Regions from separate parts of the Homo sapiens genome. Here region 1 is linked to region 2. The links are chromatin loops, found by intact Hi-C in ENCODE. Cell type or tissue: heart right ventricle. All regions are shown on one strand. Links, peaks and the distances in the headings refer to the core of each region. The heading gives the core; the rest is flanking DNA. Region 1 overlaps CUX2 (cut like homeobox 2). Region 2 holds the start of LOC124903019 (a long non-coding RNA gene).

Region 1 (8,312 bases), core at 1,176-6,175, 110 kb before region 2:
GGGAGCCATTGATGATTCTGGAGCATAGGAGTGGTCTGATCCGAGTGACCAACTCACCCACGACAGAGAAGGAAGGAACCCATCCTGGGCTCAGGATGTCTCTTCTGAAAGTAAAGCCGTTGCTCCCTTTTCTTCCAGCTGTCATACATTTTAATGGTTATTTTAACAAGTTTCCAGCAGGTGGCAGTTGAATGCCTCAAGGAAGAGGCATCTTTTTCTAATGTGCTGGGATTAGGTGTGGCCAGTGCTGGGATTCCTAGACCCCACACCATGCTTGCCAACCCATTAGGGGTGCCTCCCTGGGGATGCTCCCACCTTTCCTGGTTTCTCAGGAGGCTCAGCTCACACTGGGACTCCCATGGGTGCCTCTAATGCCCCAGGAGGTGGAGGTGGTAGAGGAGGTGGAGGTGGACCCTTGCCCCACGTTATCTCATGGAGGTCTCTCGATGGCCCCAAGTAGTATGTATAATGCTACGTGTCTTATGGCCCCATTTAACAGATGGAAGGACGGAGGCTTGGCAAAGTCATCCACCCGAGATCACAAGCCCCAGATATCTTTCAAATCATTTTTCCAATATATAGTCACACAAAATGTCTTTTGAAAAATGAAAAATGGGCCCGGCATGGTAGTTCAAGCCTGTAATCCCAGTACTTTGGGGGCGCCGAGGAGGGTGGATCACTTGAGGTCAGGAATTCAAGACCAGCCTGGCCAATATGGCGAAACCCCATCTCTACTAACAATACAAAAGTTAGCCGGGTGTGGTGGCAAACGCTTGTAATCCCAGCTATGGGGGAGGCTGAGGCAGGAGAATCACTTGAACCCAGGAGGCTAGGTTGCAGTGCGCCAAGATCATGCCACTGCACTCCAGCCTGGGCGACAGAGTGAGTGAGACTCCATCTCCAAAAAAAAAGAAAAATGAAAAATGTAGTTTAAAAATCTGTCTACCTTTTTTTTTTTTTTTTTTTTTGGAAACAGAGTCTTGCTCTATTGCCCAGGCTGGAGTGCAGTGGTGTGATCTCGGCTCTCTGCGAGCTCCGCCTCCCAGGTTCAAGCGATTCTGCTGCCTCAGCCTCCCGAGTAGCTGGGATTACAGGCATGTGCCACCATGCCCAGCTAATTTTTGTATTTTTTAGTAGAGACGGGGTTTCACCATTTGGCCAGGCTGGTCTCCAACTCCTGACCTTAGGTGATCCTCCCACCTTGGCCTCCCAAATTGCTGGGATTATGGGCATGAGCCACTGCACCCGGCCCCAATCTAGCTTTTTAATGTGGCATTGCACCATGGACATCTTTTCATTACATTTTCTTTCATTGCCTCGGAAGAGCCCACTGCAGGGATCCCCCATATTTTATTCAGCCAATCTCCTGTGGTTGAACTTGTAGATCATTGCTGGATCATTGCTGACTTCTTTAGTTGTTGCCGTTTATTTAACTTTTCGTTTTGAGGTAACTTCTAATTTACAGAAAAATTGAAACAGTAGAACAGCAAACTCCCTGCACTGTACCCAGTTTGAACAGTTATTAATTTTGCCATAATCGTGCTCTTTCTCTGCCATTTGAGGAATTCATTGACATCTTGTCCCTTTAGCCCTAAATGCTTCAACAAGTGCTTTCCAAAAACAAGAAATTTTACAGTGGTAAAATACTGGCATGTATCCCACCATCTATATTCAGGTTTCTTCAGTTGTCCCAATAATATCCTTTATGAGCTATATAAATTTTTAGATACAATATATAAATCTTGGCCAGGTGCTGTGGCTCACGCCTGCAATACCAGCACTTTGGGAGGCTAAGGCAGGTAGATCACTTGAGGTCAGGAGTTTGAGACCAGCCTGGCCAACATGGTGGAACCCCGTCTCTACTAAGAATACAAAAAATTAGCCGGGTGTGGTGGCATGCACCTATAATCCCAGTGACTTAGGAGGCTGAGGCACAAGAATCTCTTGAACCCGTGAGGTGGAGGTTGCAGTGAGCCAAGATCATGCCACTGCACTTCAGCCTGGGTGAAGTTTTTTGAGACAGAGTGAAACTCTTGTCTCAAAAAAAGAAAAGTGAGCCAGGCATGATGATGCACACCTGTGGTCCGAGCTGCTTGGGAGGCTAAGGTGGAAGGATCACTTGAGCCCAGGAGGTCGAGGTTGCAGTGAGTTATCACCAAGCCACTGCACTCCATCCTGGGCAACACAGCAAGACCCTGTCTCAAAATGAATTAATTAAATAAAATATGTAAATTTCTTTTCCCTGTGCAGGATGAGATTCAAGATCACTTGTGTTTAGTTTTCATGTTTTGATTTCGACAGTTCTGCCTTTCTTTGTTTTCCAGTGTTGCCCTTTCTGAAGAGTAGAGGCTGTTATTTCCTGGACAGTCTGAGTTTGGTTGCCTGATGTTCCCTTGAAATCAGATTCGGGCTGTGTACTTGGGGCTGGGAATATCACAGAAGTGATGCCATGTCCTTCTCAGGCCATCCTCTCAGGAGGCCCATGTTGCTGACTTGCCCTGTGATTGGTGATAGTAACTTGGATCATTGGTTAAGATGGTATCCACCAGTGCCTGTAATCCCAGCTAGTCAGGAGGCTGACGCAGGAGAATCGCTTGAACCCGGGAAAGAGGTTGCAGTGAGCCGAGATCGCACCACTGCACTCCAGCCTGGGTGACAGAGAGAGTCCAACCAGGTCTCTGTACTGTAAAGTGGCTACTTTTCCCTTTGTAATTACTAAGCATCGGCCAGGTGTGGTGGCTCATGTCTGTAATCCCAGCACTTTGGGAGGCTGAGGCGGGTGGATCATGAGGTCAGGAGATTGAGACCATCCTGGCTAACATGGTGAAACCCCGTCTCTACTAAAGATACAAAAAATTAGCAGGGCGTAGTGGCGCATGCCTGTAGTCCCAGCTACTTGGGAGGCTGAGGCAGGAGAATCGCTTGAACCCGGGAGGCGGAGGTTGCAGTGAGCCGAGATCACACCACTGCACTCCAGCCTAGGCAACAGAGCGAGACTCCGTCTTAAAAAAAAAAAAAAAATTGCTAAGCATCATGTGGGGAGATACTTGGAGACTTTGTAGAAATCCCAGTCCAGTCCTCATCAAACTTTCATCCACTAGTTTTAGCATCCAGGGTGGTCCCTACCTGAGCGATTATTACTACAGTGGTTGCAAAATGGGTGTTTGGCAACTCTTGGCTGTAAGAAGCAAGCCTCCCGAAAGTGGATGTGTCTGTGCCAGATTATAGTAACCACCTTCTCTTTCTCTGTGGCCCACAGCCAGTCCCACAGAACCAAGGTCCTCACCATCCCCACCCCCCAGCCCCACAGAGCCTGAGAAGAGCTCCCAGGAGCCGTTGAGCCTGTCCCTGGAGAGCAGCAAGGAGAACCAGCAGCCAGAGGGCCGCTCCAGCTCCTCGTTGAGCGGGAAGATGTACTCAGGCAGCCAGGCCCCAGGGGGCATCCAGGAGATCGTGGCCATGTCCCCCGAGCTGGACACGTACTCCATCACCAAGAGGGTGAAGGAGGTCCTCACAGACAACAATCTAGGTACGGAGCGGGTGGGAATCGGAGAGGCTGCCTCCCACCTGGGTTGGCTCCTACTTGCCTTGAAAAGGTGTCTGGAGCTGGGACCCAGTGGCTCATACCTGTAATTCCAGTGCTTTGGGAGGCCAGGGAGGGAGGATCGCTTGAGGCCAGGAGTTTGAGGCCAACCTGGGCAGCATAGCAAGATCTCATATCTTAAAAAAGCTTTTTAAAATTAGCTGAAAACTCCATGCATACAAACTTCACACGTGTTGGTGCATGCCTGTAGTCCTAGCAACTCAGGAGCCTGAGGCAGGAGAATCGCGTGAGCCCAGGAGTTCAAGGCTGCAGTGAGCTATGATCATGCCACTGCATGCCAGCCTGGGCAACAGAGCAAGACCTTGTCTATAAAATAAATTAATGGCTGTGCATGGTGGCTCACACCTGTAATCCCAGCATTTTGGGAGGCCCAGGCAGGTGGATCATCTGAGGTCAGCAGTTCGAGACCAGCCTGGCCAACATGGTGAAACCTCGTCTCTACTAAAAATACAAAAAAATTAACCAGGCGTGGTGGCACATGCCTGTAGTCCCAGCTACTTGGGAGGCTGAGGCAGGAGAATCGCTTGAACCTGGGAGGCAGAGGTTGCAGTGAGCCGAGATCACACCACTGCACTCTAGCCAAGGCGACAGAGCGAGACCTCATCTCAAAAAAAAAATCAGTCAATCAGTAAAATAAAAAACAAGCTGGGCCCGGTGCCTCACGCCTGTAACCTCAGCACTTTGGGAGGCCAAGGCAGGCGAATCACCTCAGGTCAGGAGTTCCAGATCAGCCTGGCCAACATGGTGAAACCCCATCTCTACTAAAAATACAAAAAGTAGCCGGGTGTGGTGGCATGCACTTGGAATCCCAGCAACTCAGGAGGCTGAGGAGAATCGTTTGAATCCAGGAGGTGGAGGTTGCAGTGAGCCGAGATTGTACCACTGCACTCCAGCCTGGGCAACACAGTGAGACTCCATCTCCAAAAAAATAAAAAATAAAAAAGCTTCCTAAAATTAGCTGCAAACTTCATGCAAACAAACTTCACACATTGTGGTGAATGCCTATAGTCCTCAGGAAGCTGAGGCAGGAGGCCTGCACGAGCCCAGGAATTCAAGGCTGCAGTGAGCTATGATCATGCCATTGCACTCCAGCCTGGACGACAGAGGAAGACCTTGTCTCTAAAAAAGTTAAATTAAAAAAAAAAAAAGACAAAAGTGCCCACGGTGAGATCCCAGGGCACTGGAGTCAGCCCCAGGGCATCCAGGACCCTGTGTGAGGCATCTGGCTCTGACCTGGGTCTGGGATAGGACAAAGTGAATGCAGGTCTGAGAGGACCTGGAATTCTCAGCCCACGGCTTTAAAAACTTCCTTCCAGGAAGACGTGGAGAACCCCAGTCACTGCGGAACTCCAGCTCAGTCCTCACCCGGTGCTGAAGTCTTTGCCCTCTTGGGCCACAGTGGAAAAATCTCTTCTAGGGCTCTTTCCCTTTTTGGGACACAAATTCCTCTGAGTCTTAAATGCGGGTGATGCCCCCCTACCAGAGGGATGTATGCAAACCCCAACATTTTCACTACAATTCCTGTTATAAAAATAAGACATATTCATTGTTTTAAGGTATACCGAAAAGTACAGGAAAAAAAAAGTTACTAAAAAAGTAAATAAATCCCTCCCCATTGGCCTCTCAGACACTTCAGTGTTGTGTGTGTGTGTGTGTGTGTGTGTGTGTGTGTGTTTAAGATGGAGTCTCCTGTCACCCAGGCCCCAGGCTGGAGTGCAGTCGTACGATCTCAGCTCACTGCAACCTCCGCCTCCCAGGTTCAAGTGATTCTCCTGCCTCAGCCACCCTAGTAGCAGGGATTACAGGCCTGAGCCACCACTCCTGGCTAATTTTTTTATTTTTAGTAGAGACAGAGTTTCACCATGCTGGCCAGACTGGTCACGAACTCTTGACCTCAAGTGATCCTCCCGCCTCATCCTCCCAAAATGCAGGGGTTACAGGTGTGAGCCACCGTGCCCAGCCCACACTTCAGTTTTTTAATGTCTCTTTGACACTTTCTGAACACATATAAGAACATATATACACTTAATTTCCTCTCCTTTTTTTTCTGTGTAGACGAAATGATACAAATATTGCGTTGCAACTTGCTTTTGAAAAATGAACACTAGGCTGGGTGTAGTGGCTCACACCTGTAATCCCAGCACTTTGGGAGGCCGAGGCGGGAGGACTGTTGGAGGGCATGAGTTCCAGACCAGCCTGGGCAACACGGCGAAACCCCGTCTCTACAAAAAATAGAAAAATTAACTGGGCATGGTAGTGTGTGCCTATAGTCCCAGCCACTCGGGAGGATAAGGCAGGAGGATGGCTTGAGCCCAGGAGACAGAGGTTGCAAGGAGCCAAGATCACACCACTGCAGTCCAGCCTGGGTGATAGAGCCAAACTTTGTCCCCAAAAAAATGAAAAATAAAAATACAAAAATTAGCCAGGTGTGGTGGCTTAAGCCTGTGCTCTCAGCTACTTGGGAGGCTGAGGTGGGAGGATCACTTGAACCTGGGAGGCAGAGGTTATAGTGAGCTGAGATCACACCACTGCACTCCAGCCTAGGTGATAGAGTGAGACCCTGTCTCAAAAAAAAAAAAAAAAGAAAAGAAAAATGAACACTATTTTGTGGGCACCCTTCCACCCACGTTAGAATAATTCTATTACCCGCATTCTTTTTCACCACTGGAGAGTGTTTCAGGCCATGGATGCGCCACAGTTTTTTACCCAACTGATGGGCATTTTGGCTTTTTCCACTTTCCTGCTGCCTCTAAAAATAAGTCTGTGTGCATCTGTGTGAACTTGGGCAAGTGCAGCTATCCCAGGCAGTGGAACTGCTTGCTCCGAAGCTGTGCACATTTAAAACTGGGATGGAATCTGTCAAATTATCCTCCAACACGGTGATACAAATTTGTGTGTATGATGTTGGCAGACAATTTCAGGGATCTCCTAGGAGTAAAGAACCTCTTAAATTAAAAAAGCACTTTTGGGCCAGGCCCAGTGGCTCACGCCTGTAATTGCAGCACTTTGGGAGGCCAAGGCAGATGGATCACCTGAGGTCAGGAGTTTGAAACCAGCCTGGCCAACATGGGAAACCCCATCTCTACTAAAAATACAAAAATTAGCTGGGTGTGGTAGTACGTGCCTGTAATCCCAGCTACTCGGGAGGCTGAGGCAGGAGAATTGCTTGAACCTGGGAGGCAGAGGCTGCAGGGAGCCAAGATCATGCCACTACGCTCAGCCTGGGCAATAGAGTGAAACTCTGTCTCAAAAAAAGAAAAAAAAAAAAAGCTCTTTTGTTGGTTGCTGCCTCGTCCTGCCCCCAAATCTCTTTTACAGACAGACCCCCCTCGGCTTCACATCAGGTGTGGGTCCTCCGCCGTCTCTGGCCCTCCCTTCGGAGTCAGTGGAGATAGCCTCGAGGCTCTCCCCTGTGTCTCTGGCCTATTCCATGTCTCTCCTGGGAGTAGGCTTCTCTGCCCAGCCTCGGGTAACAGATTGCTCCCCTCCCCTATCCCCAGGGCAGCGGCTGTTTGGGGAAAGCATCCTGGGTCTGACACAGGGCTCCGTGTCTGACCTGCTGTCCCGGCCCAAACCCTGGCACAAGCTGAGCCTGAAGGGGCGGGAGCCTTTTGTCCGCATGCAGCTGTGGCTCAATGACCCCCATAACGTGGAGAAGCTGAGGGATATGAAGAAGCTGGAGAAGAAAGGTAAGACTTGGGCAGAGGATGGGCCCCAGCACTGGGTCTCAGATTTTCCCCAGAACCATATCTAGCTGTAACCCACATAAACCCAGGGCTCCCATGGTCCAGTCTCAGCCTACTATGGGACTGCATGAAATAGCAACCTTGAAAAACAATGTAACAATGTGATTGAAAGCAGTGAAGATATTTACAGCCTGTCGCAGTGGCAGGGCATGGGTAGTCCTGGCTGCTTGGGAGGCTAAGACAGGAGGATCACTTGGGAGGCTAAGGCTTGCAGATCACTTGGGAGGCTAAGGCAGGAGGATTGCTTGAGGATCACTTGGGAGGCTAAGGCAGGAGGATCGTTCAAGGCTGCAATGTGCTATGATCAAAGCTGTGAATAGCCACTGCACTCCAGCCTGTGCAGTGCAGTAAGACCCCATCTCCAATTTTTAAAAAAGTTGGTAAATATTTACTACCTCTCCCATGAAAAGCCAATACTCTGCCAGGTGCAGTGGCTCACGCCTGTAATCTCAGCACTTTGGGAGGCTGAGGCGGGCAGATCACCTGAGGTCGGGAGTTCAAGACCAATTTGGCCAATATGGCAAAACCCTGTCTCTACTAAAAATAAAAAATTAGCTGGGCATGGTGGTGCACACCTGTAATCGCAGCTACTTGGGAGGCTGAGGCAGGAGAATCACTTGAACCTAGGAGGTGGAGGTTGCGGTGAGCTGAGATCACGCCACTGCACTCCACCCTGGGCGACAGAACGACTCTGTCTCAAAAAAAAAAAGAAAGAAACAAAAGGAAACCTAACACCCCATCTCTTGTTGTCCTTTCACACCTCTGAAGCTACACCAAAGTCTGTTGCCAGCCCCAACTGTCTATTTCCCAAAACTCTGTGTACCTCCCTCCCTCCTCTGCCTCAGCCCCCTGTTTTGTAGATCAGCCCTTGGCCCATTACCCAGATTCTACATAACAAAGGACAGGACCAGGAACCGTCTCTTGTAGGGCTGGGCAAGGAGATTGCAAGTTCTCACATTGTC
Region 2 (8,312 bases), core at 2,462-7,461:
GCACAAAGGATGCTTAGCCAGCAAAAGGCTTATGATGAATGTTGAGCACCCACCACCTAGCAGGCACTGGCTCGCGGCCAAGGACACCACGTGAGCAAAGCCAAGTCACGGCAGAGACCTGCATCAAGGAATGCGCAAGACCAGCTCATAGGACAACAGGCAGGGAAGGAAGTGAAGGGGCTTTGCGGCTCAGGATTTAGATACTGTGGTCAGGGAGGGCCTCCCTGAGGAGATGACACTTTGAAAAGCAGTCGTATTTGTGAAGCTGTGGGGGGAGCTGCCTCTCTGAGGGCACAGGCCCCGAGTGCACCTGGCACACTGAAGAAGAGTGGAGGCCAGTGTGGCTGGATCAGAGCGAGGGAGGGAGGCCCAAGAGGCTGAGGAGGTAACAAGGGTCTCTCAGATGAGGACCACAGGGGAGTTTTTGTTTTTGTTTGTTTGTTTGTTTGAGACAGTCTTGCTCTGTTGCCCAGGCTGCAGTGCAGTGCAGTGGCGCAATCTTGGCTTACTGCAGCCTCTGCCTCCCGGGTTCAAGTGATTCTCCTGCGTCAGCCTCCCAAGTAGCTGGGACTACAGGTACCTGCCACCATGCCCGACTAATTTTTGTATTTTTGTATTTTTTTGTGTGAGATGGAGTTTCGCTTTTGTTGCCCAGGCTGGAGTGCAGTGGCACGATCTTGGCTCACCACAACCTCTGCCTCCTGGGTTCAAGCGATTCTCCTGCCTCAGCCTCCCGAGCAGCTGGGATTATAGGCATGTGTCATCACACCTGGCTAATTTTGTATTTTTAGTAGAGACAGAGTTTCTCCATGTTGGTCAGGCTGGTCTCTAACTCCTGACCTCAGGTGATCTGCCTTGCCTCGGCCTCCCAACGTGCTGGGATTACAGGTGTGAGCCACCGCACCTGGCCTAATTTTTGTATTTTTAATAGAGACAGGGTTTCACCATATTGGCCAGGCTGGTCTTGAACTCCTGACCTTGTGATCTGCCCGCCTCGGCCTCCCAAAGTGCTGGGATTACAGGCGTGAGCCACTGCGCCCAGCCGGGAGTTTCTTTTGAGATGAGATTTTGCTCTGTTGTCGAGGCTGGAGTGCAGTGGCACCATCATAGTTCACGGCAGCCTCAACCTCCCTGCTTCAGCCTCCTGTAGCTGCAGGGGAGTTTTGAGCAGAGGAGGGTAGGCTGGAGCAGCATCGTGGGGGTGGAAATAGCTAATTCTGGACAGACTTGGGCGTAGTCTGATGGGACAGATGGCAGTTTTTGATGCTGCCCAACTCCCAGAGGGCCCAGGTGTCACACTGTTTTCCAGCCTGGCTCCTCTCTCCTCACTGGGGGCTCCTTGTGAATACCCCTTTCCCCCAGCAGTTGTCTGGGACTGGAATCCTGGCTGCTCAGCTCCCAGCATCCACCACTTTCTGCCTTTGAGGGATGGGCCGTGCCTCCCCTCCTGCACATCTTCTGTGGCTCCCTGGCATCTGGGGGGAAGATGGGGGACAGAGGCCTCCCTGCCCAGCTCTCTTGACCTCCCTCAGACCCCAGCCAGCTCAGACGCCGGTGGGTTTCAGATCCACCCAGGTCCCATGTTAAAATGCAGATTCCAAACTCCCTTCCAGATGTCCTGTGCCAGAAGGTCATAGAAGCACCCTGTGCTGTGTTCCCTCCCCCTTGGAGGTCTCTTGAGCCTTCTCATCTGTGAAGTAGGTGAAGGCACAGGAGGGCCACGTGAGGCTCACACACACTGCTCCTTGCACGGAGCTGGCCCGGGGCAGGGTGGTGAGGCTTCTCCTTCATAAATCTCACTGTCCATGATGCCCAGGATTGTCCTTTGCTCTGGAACCATGACGTCCTACTTGGTTTCGTCGTGTCCTTGATGGTGTGACGCCCATTTCTGTGACTTCCTCTTGGAAAACTTTTTGAAAAATGTTGCCGGCCTGTGAATTCCACAATCTGGAAACTGCTGGTGGGCCACCCAGGCTCCAATGCCTGGCACACAGCAGATGCTCACTAAAGGGTGGTGTGGGGTCTGTGAGCGTCATTTCCAGCCACAGTCAAGCCCCTGTTGTCTTCTAGCCTGGGGCTGTGCCTTCTGCCCTCTGGGTGTTGGCTCTTGCTATTCCCTTAACCTCCAGTGCCTTTTTCTCCACCATCCCCACTTCGGAGAATATTCAGCAAACGCTACTGCTCCTTTCTCTGTGCTGGGCCAAGACCGAAAGATGGAAAAGGAAGAGGGAGGCCTTCTTGAGCCTCTGGTGCATGGGAGCAGGGGAGTGACAACTCAGGAGGGCTGCCCAGGGAGGGGCCTTCTTGCTCCCAAGTCTCTCTTAAGGCTGAGCTCCTAAGGCCCTGTGCTCCTCCCTGCCTTACCATTCCCCTGAGATCCTTCCATACCCTCTGGGAGCTCTGTTGCACACACTATGCTCATATTCTCAGGGAAGGGTAGTGGCATTATTATCCCACCTTAGAAAATGCAGACTCTTGCTTGAGCCCAGGAGGTCAAGGCTGCAGTGAGCTAGTTTATACTCTATCCTGGGCAACAGAGAGGGACCCTGCCTCAAAAACAAAATACACACATACACACACGTGGAGACTCATTTTGGGAGGCCGAGGCAGAAGGATCACTTGAGCCAGGAGTTTGAGACCAGCCTGGACAACATAGCGAGATCCTATCTCTATCTCTACAAAAAAATAATCAGCCACATGTGGTGGCATGTGTCTGTAATCCCAGCTACCTGGGAGGCCAAGGCAGGAGGCTCACTTGAGCCCCCAGGAGTTTGAGGCTGCAGTGAGCCAGCCTGGGCCACAGAGCAAGACCCTATCTCTTAAAAAAAAAAAAAAAAAATTGGAAACTGAGGCTAGGAGAGGTGAGTCACTTACCTATGGAAGAGAAGGCAGAGTTGGGACTCAAGCACAGGACTAAGTGTCCCAAACCTCAGGGTGGTGGAGTTGCTGCATGGTTCTGTAGCCCTGAGGGATTTCTGGGCAGGATACTGGATGGCTTTTAGCAACTAGGCTCAGTCTTGATGCTGCCCACCCCAGAGAATGGCTGAGACGCACCACGTTTAAGGAGAGTTTGCGAGGTGAGGACCTTCCTCACCTCAATCCCATATTACCTTGGGATGGTAATAAGGTCTATGAAATAGGTCAAAGTCTGGGTAATGCATGGGTTTAATAGGTTTCTCTGCTGCAGGACTTCTCAGAGTCTTTAATGGAGCTAAGCAGCAGCATTCTCTTTCCACAAATGACTGTCCTCTCTCGGAGAATCCTTTGCATTGGCTGCCAGGAAGCTGAGACAAATCTGTGGCAAGAGGGACTCTTGTCTGTGTTGTAGCAGCTGTCTCCCAGCTCTTTCTGGGTGTCTCTAACCTGACTAAAATCATTTTTGGAAGAAGGCAAGGAATTTTTTTTTTTTTAAGACAGGGTCTCACTCTGTCGACCAGTCTAGAGTACAGTGGTGTGATCTCAGCTCACTGCAACCTCTGTCTCCCAGGTTCAAGTGATTCTCCTGCCTCAGCTTCCCAAGTAGGTTAACTTTTTGATACTAGACAGTAAGCTTGGATTAAGTATTTTCCATAATAATGCTCATTCATCCATCCCGGCAGCATCCACTTCAGGTTCTGGGCTGGGGTGAGGGATCAGCCATCCAGGACAGGATCTGGAATTTGCTCTGCGCCTTTTCAGACCCCCTCCCTCTCCTCCTCCAGTAAGAAGGTCAACAGGACCTGCTTACGGGCCCCCTATTACTGAAAGCAAACTGAACCTCCAGTTAGTGTCCTGCCCAAGGTTTCAAAGGTAAGTAAGTGGTAGAGCTAGGGCTCTTCTAACCACCTGCAGAGCTAGGCCCAGGCTGCCAGATGCCTCCTTGAGGGCATAGGTGTGGCAGAGGCGTGGCTGGTGCTGGAGGGTCGACTGAGGCCTGTCCCACTGCTGCTGTACACCGATGAATGTGGGCTCAAAGGCTCTGGGGAAGGTAAGACCACCAGGGAGCTAGTGTGGCCTGGGGGTTCCCGGGGGTGGGCGGTCTCTCCCCAAGGCTGGTCTGGGCCAAGCCCTTGCTGCTGGGGTGTGTCAGATGCTGCCCTGTGTCCTGCCCTCCAGCGTCCCAGGAGGAGGGGGACAGCCAGCAGGCCTGCTCCTGTTAAGAGCTTCCCCACCTTAGAAAAAGCTCAAGCTGATTCCCACAGCCTTGAAGCCCCATGGTGGCTTCTGGGGGCTGCTGTGGCAGGCTCACCTGTGCCTCTTCCTGCTCTCTCACCAGGGGAGGCCATGCCATCAGCCTTGCTCTCCACGTAGGTGTGGTCACGCCACCAGAGCTCTGGCCTTTGACTGGTGTGTCCAGCCCTGCCCTGCCCCGACTTGCCTGTCTCTGCTGGATGCCTGAGGGCAAAGCCAGTAACAGACCCCACTCAAGCTGGTTATGAGGACCTGGCAGGGTGGGGTGTGGCCCAGTACCTCGGAAGACTCTAGAAGGACCATCCTGGCCCTATAAATGTTTGTGCCAAGACAGGTCCCCTGTCCCTCAGCACACAGAAGGGGCAGTAGGTAGCAAGACAGTTTCCAGGTAACAGCATGAGGGCAAGTGAGGCCTAGAGAGGAAGGGTCTGTTGCCTCCAGCCCGTCACATTCCCTCCAGGCGGGCTGAACAGCCAGGTGGGATAAAGAGGGATCCTCAGGTAGGCGGGAGTCAGGGAGAGCTGCGTGACCCCACGAGGCTGGTGTTTCATCTTCACTTCTCAGATGACGGGACTGTGGCTCAGAGACCTTTGCAGGGGGACTGATCACAGCACAGGGCCATTTGAAGGGAGCCTGGAACTGCATTTCCATGTGGACCCTGGGTGGATCTGGAACCAGGCTGGCTTTCCTAGCTCCCCCGCCCTTTGGCTCCCTTATGTTCTTAGCCTTCTTTTCACAACAAACTCAGAAGCAGCCAAGTAGTTGGTTGTGTTGTCTACAGTTGCACTGAAGCACGTTTTATTTCGGCTAAGTGACAGTCCTTTGTTGTCCCTGTCTTGTAATTAGTTAGGGTAGTATGTTGGTTATATTACGTGGAATTTATTGCAGGATGGTAAGGGAGCATGTGACAAAATGGGGCAATAGTTCTGTAAGGCTGAGAGAAGCTGGGGGTGTACCCAGTGGCTAGGCTACTCAGAGGGGACTGTCATGCTGTCAGTAGTGTAGTGGGAGCCAAGCAGGCTTTACTCACCGGCCTGTTAACAGCTGTGCGAGTCATGCCTTTCGCTTGTGTTAGCTCACCTTGTGAAAAAATGAGCTGAATTACAGATGACAACTAAGGCATGGAGAGCCGAACCCTTTGTCCAGGGTTGTATAGGAAGTGGCAGGGTCAGGGCTGAATCTTAAAACCTAGAGGGTAGGGCCCGGCGTGGTGGCTCATGCCTAAAATCCCAGCACTTTGGGAGGCCAAGGCAGGCGGATCACCTGATGTCAGAAGTTCGAGACCAACCTGGCCAACCAACATGGTGAAACCCCAGCTCTACTAAAAATACAAAAATTAGCTGGGTGTGGTGGCAGGTGCCTGTAATCCCAGCTACTGCGGAAGCTGAGGCAGGAGAATCGCTTGAACTCAGGAGGTGGAGGTTGCAGTGAGCCGAGATTGCGCCACTGCACTCCAGCATGGGCAACAGAGTGAGAATCTGTCTCAAAAAACAAAAACAAAAACAAAAAACCCTAGAGGATAAAAGAACTATAACATCTGGGATAAAGTTAGCTGTTGAAATAAATACAAGTCCTACCGTTGGGGTAGTGTCAGAGCTGGCCTACGTCTTTGACTTTGAGATTCCTAGCAGCCAGAGCAAAGAAAGAAATAGATTATTCCCACTGGAGCCACAGTGGCCATAACAAACAGAAGCCATCTGTTTAGATGCTGGGAATGGAGAAGACTTGCTCCCCAGAAATAGACGCTGCAGGATGTGGTGGGTGACAGTCTACTGTTCAAACCACAAATACCTGAAATGATCTGGCCACTTTGATCACCCAACCACAGTAGAGCCTAAGCAGGTCCAGGGAGCAGCTGTTGCTGGCCTGGCTTGACTTTTGAGGGAGGTGGAATAGCGGGCATGTGAGAGGAGGGAACCTAAAGCCCCCACAGCTGCTGACACAGCCCCCAGGTTTGAGCTTGTCTCCCCTCTCACCCATCCCCCCATATAGCTTAATCTGATGGGCATCTGGTGGTCCTTCCCTGCAGTGGCCAGAGCCTGAGCTGTCCAGGCTGAGGTTTCGACTGAAGCAGGGGTTGTCCTGCGCCCATGTGCCCACACGCTGCAACCTGGCTGGAGCCTCTGGCATAGGACACCCATACCACCAGGTAGCTGTGGCGGACCCCGGCTCTGATACTTGGCAGGCTTGGGTTGAGATTGTGGCTCTAGGCCTGGGCGGCTCTCAAGGGCTGCTGTGGGGAGTTGGGGAAGAACCCCTGGGTTGTGCTCAGCCAGCAGGCAGGTGGCAGCCAGGCTGGCTGTGGGTGAGGAGGGGAATCCTCTTTTCACCACTGCCTGCCTGCTCAGCAGTTCTTCAGCTGCTGGGGGTGGAGCTGGCTTGCAGGGGCCAGAGTCAGAGTGAAACCGGCAGCTCTGCTGGTTAATCTCAGCACTGACACTGGGGACTAGGCCTGGAGCGGAACTGAAAGGGAGACTAGGCCCGTTCCCCTCCAGGCCTGGCCTATATCCTCCCAGTGATCCTTAAGGCCTGCAGCTAGGGGGAAGGGTGGGGGCCAGGCAGGGCCAACTGGAAAAGTAGCAGAAGGAAGTGGCCACTCGCACCTTACCCATCTTGCAGACAGGAAATGAAGGCTCTGCAGGGCTGGCTGGCTGTAAAAATGGGCAAGAGCGCAGAGGCCCCACTCCCTGCACACTGCGCTGTGTCCAGTGCCCGTGTGGATGCCATGTGAGGCCTCACTCTGCCTGCCTCATCCTGGCTGCTGGACCTCTGGGAGTAGGAGGTGAAAATGCCCTGGCTGGTGCTGGTCACTTCAGGCTGGAATTTTCTAGTCATGCAGCTTTCTAGTGAGAGGCCGCAGTGAGCTGTGGCCAGTGTTGGTCATTCCTGCAGTCATTACTCTCCCCCAGCCTGTTGTGTCCGCCAACCAGAGCAGGCCCGGGAGCTCCCAGGAGACCTGCTGGAAGGGCCCAGGTGGCCATCCTGCTCCTGCCAGGCTGCCCTCTTACCTCACTGTTCATTGACTCTCCTGCAGGTGGGGAAGGGGGATAAAGGAGGTGGCCAGGCCACTGGGTCATGATCCTTCCGACAGAGGTACCTGGCAGCTCTGTGTGTAAAGCAAGGTTAAGCATCTGGTTTTGGGGGTCAATTCAACAGCACTAGCAGCTCCAGTCCAAGGTATGCCCTTTTGGGCTGAGGTGGAGGTCAGATCACCTGAAGCCACAGTTGCTAGAACATCCTTTGGGCTGCCTCTGCTTTCCATCCCCCTGCTCCCAGTTTGTTAGGGGTTGTAGTATTTTCCAGGAACACCTGAATGGAGGGGGCCCAGTGGGGCCACTTCTGTCCATTCCTTATCTCATCTCTTTCTCCCCTTTTCTTCTTTCGGCCATCTTTTCAGTCTTATCACAAGAGGAAGGGGAGGGGCAAACCCCCTCCTGAGCAGATTCCCAACCGGAAGCAGCTGGCTCCTTGGCTGCAGAGTGCCCCAGCACAGGAAGCATCTGCAGGGTCAGTTGAGACCTGGGAGCAGGTTTCCTGCTGGCAAAGGAACAGTGGCTAACTCCTATCCACCCTGCAGCCCTATGTGCCGGGTGTCCTGGGAAGGTCCAGGGCCAAGATTTTGTGGTTTTACAGTGGCTATAACTTAGGCTAGCCATGCTAGGCTCTGCCCCTTTGGGCTTGGTGTGATGAGACCGTCAGCAGCTGCTATCACCTGGCTGGGCAGGGAGCTGTTTGCTCACCAGTGGGAAGAGAAACGGATGTCAGACACATGGCAGAGTGGGAATGTCTCCAAGTCCAGGTCCAATGGGCTGGGAGGGCTGGCCTTCTGCCAGCACATGCTTCTTGGGATCTCAGTGTGAATGGTGTTCAGGAGGCTAGGGGAAGGCACCCTGGACCTCACTACAGGCTCAGAGCCTGCCCAGCAACACCATGGATACTCTCTCTAAAAGGGGGACTCCTGGGGAGACTATAGACAAACTCAGGCCTGGCTGGAAGAAAGAGCATCAGGAACAAGCCTTGAGTACCCCAACTTGGTCTCGTAGAGTTCAAGGCCCAAGCTACAAGCAGCTTGCTCCAGCATCCAGGAGGTCCGGTGGTGCACACGGCTTGAGATGCCTGACAACCTTTACACCTTTGTGCTG

The links. Peaks named below come from ENCODE experiments on the same cell type or tissue, not always from the same donor. Only the 100,000 strongest peaks of a DNase experiment are listed, where the experiment ranks them.
Region 1: it touches region 2 in a loop (28-fold over the local background); 25 of 110 quality-filtered maps call a loop at or near these places.

The regions. Positions count from the first base shown.
Region 1 is chr12:111,331,182-111,339,493 of GRCh38, forward strand. It overlaps CUX2 (cut like homeobox 2), which reads left to right. Exons shown (of 22, transcript NM_015267.4): 19 at 3,260-3,529; 20 at 7,105-7,293. Among named protein-coding and RNA genes, the nearest start is that of MIR6760, 31 kb to the left of the region's middle. In heart right ventricle, for the core only: no CTCF peak of the experiment used is centred there; no DNase peak of the experiment used is centred there.
Region 2 is chr12:111,438,540-111,446,851 of GRCh38, forward strand. SH2B3 (SH2B adaptor protein 3) reads left to right here. Exons shown (of 8, transcript NM_005475.3): 3 at 8,214-8,312. LOC124903019 (a long non-coding RNA gene) reads right to left here and starts at 6,206. Exons shown (of 2, transcript XR_007063462.1): 1 at 1-6,206. RefSeq lists enhancers at 79-592, 1,605-2,149, 5,726-5,845, 6,596-6,865 and a silencer at 4,104-4,290. In heart right ventricle, for the core only: a CTCF peak has its summit at 6,696; DNase peaks (open chromatin) are centred at 6,622 and 7,222; H3K27ac peaks cover 5,000 bases.